2 separate regions of the Homo sapiens genome follow, and region 2 is linked to region 1. Evidence: chromatin contacts called from ENCODE Hi-C or POLR2A ChIA-PET data. All regions are on one chromosome and are shown on one strand. The core of a region is the stretch at or near the end of the contact, and the rest is flanking DNA. Distances in the headings are between cores, read along the strand shown.

What was found. A loop is a pair of places that touch in the nucleus more often than their neighbours do. ChIA-PET counts read pairs that join two places held with the same protein, here RNA polymerase II (POLR2A). Pooled maps may share reads with other maps.
Region 2: a pooled map shows a loop between it and region 1 (7-fold over the local background). The contact joins the enhancer-like site here to the promoter of TPT1-AS1 in region 1. A Hi-C loop is called at or near these places in 5 of 50 pooled maps. POLR2A ChIA-PET finds 5 or more read pairs at or near these places in 2 of 52 experiments (HEK293 and OCI-LY7).

Annotation. Positions count from the first base shown.
Region 1 is chr13:45,339,559-45,344,027 of GRCh38, reverse strand. It overlaps TPT1-AS1 (TPT1 antisense RNA 1), which reads right to left and starts at 2,683. Exons shown (of 11, transcript NR_024458.1): 1 at 2,641-2,683; 2 at 488-602. TPT1 (tumor protein, translationally-controlled 1) reads left to right here and starts at 2,845. Exons shown (of 6, transcript NM_003295.4): 1 at 2,845-2,986; 2 at 3,243-3,316; 3 at 3,844-4,034; 4 at 4,426-4,469. The coding sequence starts at 2,959. It overlaps LOC124903169 (a long non-coding RNA gene), which reads right to left and starts at 2,594. Exons shown (of 2, transcript XR_007063781.1): 1 at 2,398-2,594; 2 at 725-741. RefSeq lists enhancers at 619-1,406, 2,986-3,775 and silencers at 2,469-2,668, 2,829-2,938, 3,019-3,088.
Region 2 is chr13:44,257,803-44,262,271 of GRCh38, reverse strand. No RefSeq gene overlaps it. Among named protein-coding and RNA genes, the nearest start is that of MIR8079, 64 kb to the right of the region's middle. Within about 2 kb of position 2,476, at least 16 of the 41 ENCODE cell types and tissues checked have a DNase peak (open chromatin) inside an H3K27ac peak, as active enhancers do; they include OCI-LY7, where a contact is called at or near this core.

The DNA of each region.
Region 1 (4,469 bases), core at 1,434-3,933:
GAGACAGAGTCTCGCTCTGCTGCCCAGGCTGGAGTGCAGTGGCGCAATCTCGGCTCACTGCAACCTCCGTCTCCCAGGTTCAAGCGATTCTCTTGCCTTAGCCTCCTGAGTAGCTGGGATTACAGGCAACCGCCAACAGGCTCGGCTAATTTTTGTATTTTTAGTAGAGACGAGGTTTCACCATGTTGGCCAGGCTGGTCTCAAACTACTGACCTCAAGTGATCCACCTGCCTCGGCCTCCCAAAGTGCTGGGATTACAGGCGTGAGCCACCGCGCCCGGCCAAAGGCAAGATTTTAATCTAGGGTGCCATGACTCTTCAGTACTTTTTTTCACCACGACTATATTTTTATAAAACTTAAAGAACTGTTTCGACCTGAATATGAGATTGGGCAGTTGAGAGTAATGTTTGAGAGTACTGCATGGGTCAATGATAATATTTCTGAATAGTTTGGAAGTATTAAAACTGAAGAAAATAATTATACTTGCCGGGTGCAGTGGCTCACGCCCGTAATCCCAGCACTTTGGGAGGCCGAGGCGGGCAGATCGCCTGAGCTCAGGAGTTTGAGACCAGCCTGGCCAACATGGTGAAACCCTGTCTCTACTAAAAATACAAAAAAATTGCCTGGGCGTGGTGGCAGGCACCTGTAATCCCAGCTACTTAGGAGGCTGAGGCAGGAGAATCGCTTGAACCCGGGAGTCAGAGGTTGCAGTGAGCCGAGATCATGCCACTGCACTCCAGCCTGGGCAACAGAGCAAGACCCCATCTGGGCGGGGCGGGGTAGAAAATAATTATACTGTAATAATCTGGAAAAAAAATGTTCACACAGTATTAATGTGTGATAATCATCTCATACATTCCAGAAATGAGGTTTGAGAGCCTTCACTGACCATGTGTCATATCCATTTATTTTGGGATCCCTTTCACCCCATTTTTAACTTCCTCCCAGTTGCCCAATGTCCTCTGGAGTTTTCCATCCAAGACCCCCATCTTTTTTTTTCCCTTTCCCCCCTTTTTAGCTTCCTCCCAGTTGCCCAATGTCCTCTGGAGTTTTCCATCCAAGAACTCCAGCTTCTTTTTTTGGGGGTGGGGGAGGACGGGGTTTCACTCTTGTTGCTCAGGCTGGAGTGCAATGGCGCGATCTCGGCTCACTGCAACCTCCGCTTCCCGGGTTCAAGCGATCCTCCTGCCTCAGCCTCCCGAGTAGCCGGGATTACAGGCGCGTGTCGGGATCACACGTGTGAGCCACCACGCCCAGTCCCCCCATCTTCTTAAAGGGGTTAATTTCTTGGCTCTTGCATTTTGACTTTTCCATCATTCCAATTGCCATCCTGTGTCCTGCTCTTTCCCAAGGGTTGCATTCTTACTCTGCTGAATGCTATATTATTGGATTTATGAACAATTGTTAATGTATTATAATTGTCTGATACTTTGATTTACCAGAATGAACACTTCTATAAGTAGGACTGGATCGAACTTGTTCACAATTGGAATCTTGGTGCAAATCCTAGTTCTAAGGGATACAAAGCACAAAATATTTGCGAAATAGAACAAGCTTTCAGACTTCATACTGGCATGTATCTTTGCCTTATGCCAAAGATGTGACGATGTGACTAAATACGGAAGTTTTGTTTTGCTATTGAGCCAAGGTCTTGCTCTGTCATTCAGGCTGGAGCGCAGTGGTGCAATCATAGCTCAGTGTAACCTCCAACTCCCGGGCTCAAGCGATCCTCCCAGCTCAGCCTCCCTAATAGCTGGGATTACAGGCAGGCACCACCGCACCCAATTAATTTTTAATTTGTGTGTGTGTGTGTGTGTGTAGAGACAGGGTTTCAGTAGTTGCCTCCCAAAGTTCTGGGATTACAGGCATGAGCTACCATGCAGGACCTGTTTTGTTTTAATACTTAGTAATTGGGTGTAAAGTCCTTCAAAAAACAGGTGGGGCAGGTGGGAAACTCCCTTTGTGTGACCCTCTAGCACCAGGGATAAAATTTCAACTTCATCTTAAAGCGACAACATACTTTTCCAAGACCAAGTGCGAAATAGTAAAGGGAAGAGCTAGCTCCGTAGCCGTCCGCCACAGAATGCCACAAGCTTTCAATTATGGGACAAAATTGGAACACATGGAAACCCTGTGCAGACTCCCGTGACATCTTCCCTCCTCTCCAAGTCCCTTCCCACAGACCTTGCGCCCCACACGATTATTCCCCAGGGGCCGAGCAGGACGACTTGGGTCCCACTATCCGGACTCAGCGGTGCCCCCACAAAAGCGTCCCAAAAACTCCAGCTGGGGCAGCCCTGGGGCAGATGCTGAAAAGTTGTCAGAGGCCCTCGGGCAGTCCCGAGATCTACCCCAGGCCAGAGGGCCTGACCCTCCCTAAATGCGACGTTCTCCTACCTTGGTTGATACTCACGTTCCCAGAAAAGGGTGGAACCTAGGCTGGACGAGGCGCAGGGCCAAAGTTTAATTCCTCTAAGCTCCACCCAGCTCCCAGCACCTCTCCAGGCGGCCCCGTGGGGTAGGGCGGAGCCGGGTCCAACGTACTCCGCTTCCCCCGCTCCACCCACCCAGGGCTAGGGAGCGCCCCGAGAGTTGGCCTCCTCCCACGCTGCGCGCGCACCTCCCCGCCCCCACCCCTACCCGCTGGCGTGCCCAGTGGAACGGAGCCTTGTGTCTCCGCCTCAAGTCCCCGGATGCTCACCTCCCCGACTCGCCCCCGCTGTGGCCCCGCCCCCGCGCGGCTCTTCGTGCCACGTCACCGCCTGCGTCGCTTCCGGAGGCGCAGCGGGCGATGACGTAGAGGGACGTGCCCTCTATATGAGGTTGGGGAGCGGCTGAGTCGGCCTTTTCCGCCCGCTCCCCCCTCCCCCCGAGCGCCGCTCCGGCTGCACCGCGCTCGCTCCGAGTTTCAGGCTCGTGCTAAGCTAGCGCCGTCGTCGTCTCCCTTCAGTCGCCATCATGATTATCTACCGGGACCTCATCAGCCGTGAGTCCTCACTGCACTATCCTTACTGCCGCACACGGGGGTCTGGGGTGCGGGTGGGGGCGGGGAAGGCGCAGCCGTCGCGGGCCTAGGGGACGCCGGCGGTCTTAGCCGAGCGCGGAGGGGTCGGTGCCCGGGGCTCGCGCCCAGCTCTGGTGTGCTACGGAGGGGCAGATCCCGCGTGCGGCCGCCGGCGCGGGAAATGCGGGAAATGGCGGCGCCAGGCGCACGGTGATGGGCGGCTCTGTGTATCCGGCAGACGATGAGATGTTCTCCGACATCTACAAGATCCGGGAGATCGCGGACGGGTTGTGCCTGGAGGTGGAGGGGAAGGTGAGTCGGTCGGGCCTGCGCGTGGGGGAGTCCGGGCCGAGCGGGCTCGGGTTTCCTCCGCTCCCCCGCCTGAGGTTGTGCAATCCTCCCCGCCGCCTCCTGGCGGAGGAGACGCTCTTTCCGGGCTTGGGTTTTTCTAGAAAACTGGAGGCGGAGCTGATCCTGGAAATAGGCCCGCCGCCTCGGCGCCCATCCTCCTCCCGGGGTTGTCCGGGACATGATGCTTCCGGCTTAGGAGCCTGGAGTCCTTTCGTGTTTGTCCTGTCCCCACTTACCAACCGGAGGCATCACATGCCCGCAACTGGAAACAACTTTTTAATGACCCCATTTTTTGTTCCGGCCAACAGACAACTCTTTTAAGTTAGGTCGTTTTGAGAAATCCACGGGTCACAACTTTATTCCCAAAATGGTGCTTTTTTTATTTTCAGCAAGAACTAAGAATACTTCTTATCCGTGAACTATTGGCGTGGAAGGTGCTTTGGATGCGTTTGTGTCTTTTGCAATTATACTGCTTTTTCTTAATGCAGATGGTCAGTAGGACAGAAGGTAACATTGATGACTCGCTCATTGGTGGAAATGCCTCCGCTGAAGGCCCCGAGGGCGAAGGTACCGAAAGCACAGTAATCACTGGTGTCGATATTGTCATGAACCATCACCTGCAGGAAACAAGTTTCACAAAAGAAGCCTACAAGAAGTACATCAAAGATTACATGAAATCGTAAGTGATACTGGCAGTACCTAGCTGATGTCTAGAATCTTACAGGATTTAAAGATTGGCTAACTTTTGAGGTTCTTTCGCAGTGGGTATACTTTTGTGAAAGTCCTTGCTTTTTTATTAATGAGTTCACGGAAAAGAGTGGTTGCTTTTCTATAATATGAGCATACTGAAGCCTGCAGTCTGTTTCCGTTTAGAATTAGAATAGTATTTTGAAAATAGTCAACAAGAAATGTAAACATTCTTGAAAGATACCTTCTGTGAACTAGTAATTTCTTAACAGCTGGTTGCCTTTTTCAGTGTTTTCTTTTTTTAAGCTTGGATATTTTTTACTTTAAAAATTGATTTTACTGAAAATTCAATACTTCAACCTGTTAATGAAATGTTGTTTTAGAATCAAAGGGAAACTTGAAGAACAGAGACCAGAAAGAGTAAAAC
Region 2 (4,469 bases), core at 1,227-3,726, 1.1 Mb after region 1:
CCCCTCACAATGATTCTAGGGAAACGTATTCTCTCTTTTCTACTTTACAGAGCGAGTACAGAGGCATCATGCAAGGTCACACAGCTATAAGTGGCACAGCTGGGGACTCACCCGGGCTGTCTGGCTCCCGAGTTTATGCTCTTAATCAGTACCACCTTAGGGATGGGATGGTCAACAACACAATCAGGAGGTGGGTGAGGGTCAGCCCTCCCCTGAGCTGGGTGCACTGGAATACACCTACCATCCCCTGGTCAGGGCTCAGGCCAGCACATGGGGCTGATTTTGTGAAAAGTTGTAAGCATAAGCAAATAATGGGTGTTTGCCAAGTTGAAGACAGGCATAGAATTGAATCTTCTGTCTCTCCTAATGTCAAATAATGAAGTAGACAGTCGTATTCTTGGCATATTATGAATTTCTTGTTTTCTAGTTGGACAGAGATCAAGGGTCTCTTGGTTTAGAATCACAGGACCAAGGGATAATGCAAGGCCTGTTAAGACCTTTTGGTGCCATTGGCCAGGACCACATGGAGCAGGGGGTCATTTTGGTATTAAACAGTGACTGCTGGTCTATCCTCTAGGGGGTGATAATCTCCCCTTCCTCTTCTTGATGGACATTTATTCAATAGTCACCAAGGAGATTCAGCAATCTGGGTGTCCTACAGCCTAGATATGCTGTCCTGTGTTGTTGAGGTTTATGCCTGGACTTTGATTGATGCCAGCCCCTCCAAAGGCTCTTTCCACAGCTGTTGCTTCTGGTTGGATGGTGCACTCACTGTGCTCAGCACCTCAGGAAGGGATTGAGGGTTGTGAATAGTGGAGATGTGTAGGGAGAGTAGGGAATATGTTTCACTGCCAATATACAAGCAGTATATCAGATTTGGGAATTCTACTGGCAAGGGTTGAGTCTTTGCTTGTCACCGGGCTAAAAGTTGCTTCACCTTTCCAAACATCAGCTTCCTCACTTACCAAGTATAACCACTGCATTGCAAGTTGTTGTCTCGATTAATTGAAGATGCTTGCCATACAGTAGGGACTCAACCATGTTAGCTTCTCCCCCCAGATGCTAGGGGCTGTGTGCTTTCATGGAAAGAAATGCTTCTGCTAGACTTAATTGACATCATCTTTGGTGGGTCTTTTCTTTGCTTCTGACCACACGTCTTTTAAACTTGAGATGCTTTTATGCTTCCGGGTAACAAGCAAAAGTCAGGCCAAGGAGGAAGCAAAACTAGGATTTATTGGTGGGGGGTCATGGAATAGGGATGTTAGAGATTAGCAGAAAAGAACTGCAATGATTTAAAAAGGCAAAAAAAAAAAAAAAAAAAGAATATCCTGGAAAGAAATAATTACATTTAAGTTGATTTCATTGTATCAAGTCTTAGAGTGCTTTTAAAATTATGGTTTTATGTCATGTTCTCAAGTGCAGCCTCAATGAAGAATCAGTCTCCCAGAAAGATTCAAACAGTTGAAATAGGGGAATTAGAAGATGAAGACCTTAAAAAAATCACCCACCAGCATGGGGATGAGGAGAGAGAAGCATCTTCACAGGCTCAGAATCCTATTTGATCCCAGATTCTTCCCCAAGTCAATATTCATTTAACACACTTGTCCCAGGGGACAGAGCTGGTTAACAGGAAATGTGCCCTTGAAGAGTTAAAAAATTATCTTACTCTTCTTCCCTGCAGATTTTAGTTTTCCCACCAACTGTTTAGTAGCAAGGAGCAACTGATGCGTTATGCTGTGTCTTTCCTATGGGAACACGCAGTTTGGTGGCAAAGAAACAGAGTAAAAAAAAAAAAAAAGTTACCCAAGTGGAATTGACAAGGGTGAAGGGATTCTGATTGGCCAATGTAGAATGTTAGAAAGTTATTCATGGAGACAAAGCACACAGATTTAATTTAATATTGATTTCAGCTTCAGGAGGAAAAAACTGCTCTTGCAGCTGAGCGTGGTGTCATGCAGAAATCTGTTTTTTCATTAGGAGCAGGACTCTCTTCTCCTCCCCATAGCCTCCCCACATGCATATCTCTTACACTGGTGGCATTTTGAGGGGCTGTTTTTTCACCCCAAGGGCAATGGAGGGCAGCACATATAGTGCATTCCGTCCAAGTCACCCCTGGAGAGTGACCAGGAAATCCCACACAGAGCAATTCCCTGAATCAGATGTTTTGCTATCTTATAGCCTAGGTTTGTTAGGATTTTCTCTAACAAGCCTAGAGCCTGTTCTTAAAATGACTTTTAATAACCATCACTCTGGTTTTGCCTCCTTGACACAAGGGGGTTTAAAAATAACCAGTGTTAGGATCAGACACCAGGTTCACTATCACTCTGGTACCCATTTCTGGTGCATGTTTTCCTTTTAAGCCATGAAGAAAATGACATCATTCAGGGCCCTGGCTGCTGTGTGTGGTGTCTTCCTGTATCTCCGAGCACAAACACTCACCCATTCATCCCCTGGCTGCCTGACCACCTGAAAACGTGACTGATACAGAAATAGTGCCAGGCAAGGAACAGGTGGGTGAGCTGAGCTTGGGGTCCTGCCAGCCCTCCCATCGTGGAATAAGAAATCTTGCGAATAAACACCGTATGATTTAATTGAATCTGAGCGAGAAGATAGGGTTTTTACAGAAACTAATTATGGCAGGCAGCTAGGCATATTAGTGCAGTAAATCTCGCTGATGTCAAGCCCTGGAGCTGCTGCTGTGTGGTGTTATTTTCTCTCTTTCTCTCTCTCTCTTCCTTTGCTCCTCAGTTTCTTTCATTCAATCTCTCTCCACTTTCTTTCACCTCTCTGCCTTCTTCTTGGCATGCTTAGATTTCAAATGGGGGGACAGCACCCGTAGCCCACTGATTTCCCTGTATCAGGTCGATAAACATATATGGTTCTGTGTGTGTAAAAGTGTGTGCATGTGGTTGTGTTTTGTCCTCTCTGCCTGTAATGGGAATGACAATTCAAGATAGAAATGGTATAATGAGTCATCTATAGCAGGCAGGGGTGGGGGAAAGTGGTGGGTACAAAAATGATTCAGACAAACTCTCTGCCTTCTTATCATTGGTGACATGGGGGCGGGGGCAGTGGTTATGAAAAGGGGAAGAAGAAAGTTATGTAAACAGCTGTCTTGGAAACATCAGGCAGAATGAGGTACAGTCGCCATGAGACTGCAGAGAGAGGGGTTTTAATGTTGACTACAAGATCTGGATCTAGCGTCATTAAGCTCCTTTCCTTCAAGGCCGCTTTCTGTTTCACTTAGGAACAGAACACTTGACTAAGGACTATAAGTAAATAAACTCGTAAATGCACTTTTTATTTCCTTAAAAAGTCTGGATGTAAGTGGCCCCGGAGTTTGTTGGCTGACTTGGTTATCTTTCCAGGCTTTCCCAGCCTCTCCATTGCCATGCTCCATGCTGCTGGCTTTTGTCCTCATGCTTCTTGGTTTTAGGGTGCTTATTGGTGGTTTCCGTCCTTGCATGAGCATCATAAGGGCAAATCTTCTCTTTATTAGGCTCTAGATTTTTATTTTTTAAGAAACAAAAGTCTTTTCTAAAGCCCTCAATACTTTTTTTTTATATTTCCTTCTCAGTCCATTTGGTCTACTATAACAAAATACTGTAGAGTGGGTAATTTATAAACAACAGAAATGTATTGGTAAGAAGGGAGGCTGGGAAATCTAAGATCAAGGAACCAGCAGATTTGGTGTGTGGTGAGGGTGCGTTTCCAGGTTCATAGATGGCGCCATCTTGCTGTGCCGTTACATGGTGGAAGGGGCAAGGTGGCTCTCTGGGGCCTCTTTTGTAAGGACACTAATCTCATTCATGAGGGTTCCACGCTTATGACCTAATCACCTCCCAAAGGCCTCACCTTCTAATACCACCACCTTGGTGATAAGATTTCAACATATGAATTTTGGTTTGGACAAAAACTTTCAGTTCATAGCAGTAAGTATCTAGCAAAGGGGAATGAAAGAGAGCCATGATTCCTTTCTTAGGGATGGTTGCATTGTCACCCTATTAAAATTAAGATTCTCCCATATATATCATGTTTTGTCCTATACATACATATATACCTAGAATATAGTTTAGTTTATAAATTAGACACAGGAAGAGATTAACAACAACTAATAATAAAATAGAACAGTTACAACAATATGCCAGCCTCACTATTCTTGTACTTTGGGGCCATTATTAAGTAAAATAAAAGTTACTTGAATACAAGCACGGTGATGTGACATTGGATCTGATAACTGAGTGACTAATGGGTGGGCAGCATACATAGTGTGGATACACCCTGGACAAAATAGTGATTCACGTTCCTGGGGGGATGGAGCAGGATGGTGTGAGATTTCATCACGACACTCAGAGTGTCATGCGATTTAAAACTTATGAGTTATTTATTTCTGGAATTTTTCATTTAATATATTTGGACCATAGTTGACCATGGGTAACTAACATGCAAGAATAAAGGGAGACTACTGT